Linked DNA regions of Homo sapiens: region 2 is linked to region 1. The links are chromatin contacts, found by Hi-C or POLR2A ChIA-PET in ENCODE. All regions are on one chromosome and are shown on one strand. The core of a region is the stretch at or near the end of the contact, and the rest is flanking DNA. Distances in the headings are between cores, read along the strand shown. Region 1 holds the start of ITM2B (integral membrane protein 2B). Region 2 overlaps DLEU1 (deleted in lymphocytic leukemia 1).

Evidence for each region. A loop is a pair of places that touch in the nucleus more often than their neighbours do. ChIA-PET counts read pairs that join two places held with the same protein, here RNA polymerase II (POLR2A). Pooled maps may share reads with other maps.
Region 2: a loop to region 1 is called in a pooled map, with 2.2 times the contacts of the local background. The contact joins the enhancer-like site here to the promoter of ITM2B in region 1. A Hi-C loop is called at or near these places in 1 of 168 maps with a recorded cell type or tissue (GM12878) and 2 of 50 pooled maps. POLR2A ChIA-PET finds 5 or more read pairs at or near these places in 1 of 52 experiments (activated naive CD4-positive, alpha-beta T cell).

Annotation. Positions count from the first base shown.
Region 1 is chr13:48,231,757-48,234,456 of GRCh38, reverse strand. ITM2B (integral membrane protein 2B) reads right to left here and starts at 1,251. Exons shown (of 6, transcript NM_021999.5): 1 at 980-1,251. The coding sequence starts at 1,096. RefSeq lists an enhancer at 43-740 and silencers at 796-1,005, 1,016-1,375.
Region 2 is chr13:50,235,431-50,238,330 of GRCh38, reverse strand. The region is part of intron 2 of DLEU1 (deleted in lymphocytic leukemia 1); the gene reads right to left. It overlaps LOC124900337 (a long non-coding RNA gene), which reads right to left. Exons shown (of 2, transcript XR_007063796.1): 2 at 1-2,900. Among named protein-coding and RNA genes, the nearest start is that of DLEU2, 110 kb to the right of the region's middle. Within about 2 kb of position 1,255, at least 4 of the 41 ENCODE cell types and tissues checked have a DNase peak (open chromatin) inside an H3K27ac peak, as active enhancers do.

The sequences.
Region 1 (2,700 bases), core at 2-2,501:
AACAAAAAATAAGATAAGCAACATAACTTTACAGTTAATTTCTAATTTTTGCAGCCTAAAAAGGGTCTGGGTAAGAGGCTGTGGGCTTTTTTAACTTATGAGACAATTACACTCATATTTAAGTAAATATGATCGTAACCTACTAAAAGTCAACACAGTAACAGCCCCACTTCATGAATTTTCCTAGGATTAAAGGGAGATTTTGTAAAATAAAGGAGAATTTTATTAGGGACCCGGGGGCAAATTTCTCATGTTTAGTTTCACGCAGCAGGAGTCCTCACAAAGACGCTGATACAATTTAAATGCCAACAATTGGTTTTTCACTAACATCCACATAGTCATTACTGGCCTTTACTAGTAATGGTAAGAGACAGCCCAAACCTACTTCGGGCGGACTGTCCCTTCGTCCCCTCTCCAGGTGAAGTTCACCTGCCACTACCGAAGGGCCGTGGAAAAAGGAGGTAAAGAAACGCTTTTAAAATTAAGACGCTTACAGTTGCTGGACTTAGTCCAAGTGCTGTTCAAGCCTAGAAACGAAAGTGGGAAACAACAGAGGTTTAGGCTTGTAATGATGTCAGCCATTTTAGGTACATTATTTATACTGGGAAGGAAGTGCCAAACTCGGTTGTTGTTGTTGTGCCTGTCGCTGCCGGTCCCCAGATCGAACAAGCCAAGTCCTGGCTGCACGCACGCTCCCCGGACTGCACAAACGACCGGGAATTCGGCACAATTAGCCAATCGTTCCCTCTCCAGGCCTCCCAAGCCCCCGACCCCGCGTCAGGCACCGCTTCCAGCACACGCACTTCCTTACAAAGGAGCTGCGGACCCACAGGAAACGGGAGCGCCGGGCTCTCTCGGGGACTTGTCCCCGCGGCGCGAGCCCCGCGCCCGCCACCTCGGGGCGCACTGCCGCTGCAGTCCGCGCAGCCCTCCCCGGCCGGGCCCAGCACCCGCTTCCTCGACCTCCCCGGGCTCGGACCTTGCAGTCCACCGCGACGGCGTCGGGGGGGATGATGAGCGCCTCCTCGCCGCTCTTGGGCTCGTCCTTCTTGGCCTCCTTCTGGGCCAGAGCGGAGTTGAACGTCACCTTCACCATGGCGCGGCCTGGGGCGCCCTCGAAGGGCGGCGGCGGGCTCGGGGCGCGGGCTGCGGGCTCCCGGCTGCGATTGCAGCCTCTACGGCCGGGCTCCGGGAGCGGCTCCGGGCGGCTGAAGAGGTTCGGGAAGCTCCGCGGCGGCAGAGGCGGCTACTGCGGTAGGGATCTCGCAGCCTCCCAGCTCCCGCGCGAGGGCGGAGACTGCTCGCACATCCCCTGGGAGGCGGGGCGGGGGCGGGGGCGGGGCCAGCGGCCGGGGGTGGGGTGCTGCGCGGGACCCTGCCCTCGCCCCGCAGCTGGGCGCCGGATCCCGGCGCGCCTCGGAGAGGGATGGGTGTCCCTCTGGGCCGCCTGGAATTTCCAGTTCTGAATTCGCTCCCAACCAGGTTACCTCCAGGCCGAGTGCTGCAGGTTTGTAGCGAAATCGAGTGAACTTTCCTGAGTTCGCCGGGTACAAGGGACTAACCTTTGGCAGCACCAGACCGCCGCTTCCCTGTACCCTGTCCCCACCGCGAGCCTAAAGGCCATGGAATTTTTGTGCATCCACATCTTCATTTTCTCACTTATTAGGTAACCGACTCAGTGGAGCACAAACATGTTTAAAGCTCTCTGTCCTTGAGATCTGACTTTATCTTTCACGGACCTCACCCAAGGGCGTTTACCTGGCTCAGACCTGCCTGGTCTTCCTTCCCTCTCTCAGGAGGTCAGGGCCTGTTCTGCCTAGTCCCAGACCAATGTGGAGGAAGCTCTTGGCAGATTTGTATTTCAAACATCTCACACTCGTAAAACGAAATGTTCCACTCTTGTGCGTACTTGGAAAAAAACCACATGCACACTTGGCTGATTTGTGACTCAAAGTACTCGATGACGAGTCCCTTTATTTTTCTGCAAAATGAAAAAATAATTAAGGATAACGCAAAATTCTCATGTTTTGAAGACGTTTCATTTACAACTAATGCGAGGTAGAATACTGGCTCCCGTCGTTACTGCGTTCATTACTGTGTCAACAGACGGCCCCCTTGGACAAATGTGTTATCTTGTATCCTTCCACCCCATTCTGTCCTGGTTCATCCAGAGTTGTGGGTGTGCTCTAGAATGTTACAGCTGTGTCAGCTCTGCCTTGGGCCAACCCTGAAAAAAGTGGGTTCAGTCTGAGATCTTTGGGGATTTGGCCCTGCTCAAGGAGGGAGTTGGGTATTTCCATAGAATGTCAGATCATAAGTCCCAGGGAAACAGCCCAAGATCTCCAAATCCTTCTGTTCATGTATTTCAGAAGCATCCTGGGCTGAGATAGAAACCCAGGCCAGACTTTGAGTTTGCTTTGGGTATTCAGAAATTCCTGTCAAAATGAAATCTGCTCAACCAAGAGGAGGATGAGTTAGGTTCCAGTTCTGGTGAGTTTTAACAGTAGCTAACCATACTTGCAGCAACTTATTTAAACTCCTGGGTCGCCCTTGTGCAGGCATCGGCTCTGTGAGGTTGACTCTATGGACTGGACTTTCATAGTATCTAATGTTATCTAATTCCTCAAAGTCAACGACTGCTTCCAGCTCCCTAGTTTAATAGGTTCCCTGAGACATTACAGTTGAAGACTAAGTATTTCT
Region 2 (2,900 bases), core at 6-2,505, 2.0 Mb before region 1:
GACCAAGAGACTACAACCTTTCTCATATGTGATATTTTGTAAGGTGCCAATAATAGGCTCAGCAATGGGGACCCCAGGTCTGAACACAAAACTGTGAAAGAAATTATTGAACTCTGAGAATGTCACCTAATAGAGAGACTGCTGTGCTCAGAGTATGAGACATGGGTCCTAATCCCAACTGTACCACTGATTTGTTGTGTGACAACAGGTGAGTTTATCTGTCCACACTCCAGTTTCCTCACCCGTAGAAAGGGATACCCACCCTGCCAACTTTACCCATATATTATGAAGACAAGTTAGCAGATGACTTAGTGCTTAGAAAAGTTAAAGCACTTGGAAATGAAACACATTAGTATGCAGTCTCCTTCCCCATCCCCTTTCTACATCTCATTTTGTGTTTCTCTTGCTGAACCTCTCCAAGAAACCCTCTTAAGCAATGAAAGCAAAGCCTTCTCTTTGAGCATCAATTCTGTAATCCTCCAACTGTATTTGGAAGGGAAACAAATTCTCCACCATGTTAAAGGCCTGTTTGTCCTCCTCTTCCCCCTAACAAAAAGAAAAATTGCAATAACTATCACTATTAATATATATATATCACTATGTTTGTCACTATTAAGCATATATCAAGTAAGTGACTTGCATTGTCTCATTTGATCTCCACAAAAACCCTCTTTGATAAGTATGAGTAGCCCCATTTTACCAATGAGGAGACTGAAAATGAGTTTAAATAATATGCCCCATTCAAACATCCTAGGGACTTCCAAATCCCAGTGGTGGAAGAAGGAATCCCTTCATGTCAGAATTTCGGGCACTCTAGCAAGCCTGAAATCATGTTAATAGCAAGTTAGAGAACTTTAGTTGGAGGATTGGAAGGCTTGCTTTTCTGCATTATCCTTCAAACCTCCCCTCAGGGAGCACCTATGAAAATAAATCAGTTCCAGAGTTCTCACCCAAACTGCTTTCAGGTTAGACAGCCAAGGATTCCAGAACAAAAGTATCCAGTGCAATTTAAAAAGGGGAGAGGCACACAACAGGGAAGCATGTCAAAGTGTGCACAAACAAGCTCGCCCTCCACCACCAGGCGTATTTACAAGTGACCACGTAAATTGTGATTTAACGGTCCAGCATGTGGTATAAAATGTCAGCAACTTTCACAGAGAGAGAAGTCTGGTTTTTACACCCACACAGCACTGTACACTTGACTTGAGCGCCCCGAAAATTCCCCTAAGCATTTTTATCATTACGTATCACTCGTATCACTACACAGTTTAGTCAGCCAAACCATATCCTTTTCCAGCTTTAGATAAATTGCCTTCTGACAAACTGCACACAGACAAAATATCACGAAGTCCCCAAGTTGTAATCTCTACCCTGTTTTTCTACAGAGATGAGTAAGATTTTCCTATTTAGTTTTTTTAAGTACATAAGCAGCAGATGCATGTAATATACGAATATTGTCATTAGTGTGTTTACTCGCTTTCTTGAAATATATCTGAGTTTTATCACTACCTTCGCCCAGATTATGCCACTTGCCACAAGAAAATTACTGCACAAAGACATATTGGTTTAAAAAAAGAGGTGGTCATTTGCCTTTTCTGAACTCTCATTATAATGGATAAAGCTTTAGCTGTACTTTTGGGGAAAATGAACATCATCAAAAAGTGTAAGCCTTGTCATTTTTACCAAATGTCATTTTTACCGCTTTGTCATTTTTACCAAACTTACAGTCAACATTTAAACAAATCTTTTAATATACTGTAGAGAAGCGAACTTTATAAACCATTACAAAATGTTTAATCAGAATTCATTTTAGCCAATCTAGTAAGAGGTCAGCTCAGTTTTCTGTGCTGTAACAAAGCTACGTCTATTTTTAAGAGAATACAGTAACTAATACTTTATTCATCCAGCTAATATTAAACTTATGTTCAATAGCTATTAAGAAACATACTTAAGACTACGACTGCAGGTAGAAAAACACACACACAGTTTCTAAATACCCTGTACTTATTAGAGTTGCTAATCCAAAAAAAGTATTTGTCATGTAAATGAATATACACAGCTCTTTGTCAAGCTAACGAAACTTGTGATAAGTAACACACACACACAAACACACACACACTGGCAAAGCTAGCAACCACTGGCCAAGTAAACCAACAATAGAGCTAAGAACAGCAATAGAAATATCCCCGGACACCTAGTACCTAATAGTGCCCAGTGAATGGTAGAAACTCTGTGTTTGTTCACAAATACTAATGGGTTTTAACCTAATAGAAATGTCTTCGGGAGAATTGTAAATATGTTGGACATCAGAAGTAGGTCAGAGGCATCAATGTTGAACATTTTTCACATCACAGTTTTATTGTTTTAATTTCCTACTTGAAATTAATATACTACTTTTTGAAATTAGTGTTACGCCAGATGCTGAGTTTATTTTCACATCTTAAGTGTATGAGTTTTACTTTCAGTTTTTACCTAACGAGACACATGTCTTGATCAATATACATTAGTTCACGCAGTTGTCTACAAAGCCAGGTGCTTTCAAAATGATTATATTCTATATTTGTAGAGTACCTTAAGAGTTTTCCATTGCTTTCATGCCCATTATCTCATTTAATGCAAATAACAACCATGTGCATGAGAAGGACAGCATTATTGTCCCTGTTTTACAAGTAGGAAATGAGATCCAGAGAAGTCAAAGTGTCTGGGCCAATGTCACAGAAGTAATGAGTGGCGAAAGTGGGACTGGAATCTAGGCCTTCAGGGTTTTCCTTCAACATGCCACCCATACATAGTGCAACAAAACTACAAACCATAAAATTAATCCCAGAGAAGCTATTTCTACTATACCTCCATTCATTCAACAAGTGTCAGTCTAGCACCTACTATGCCAGATGCTGAAC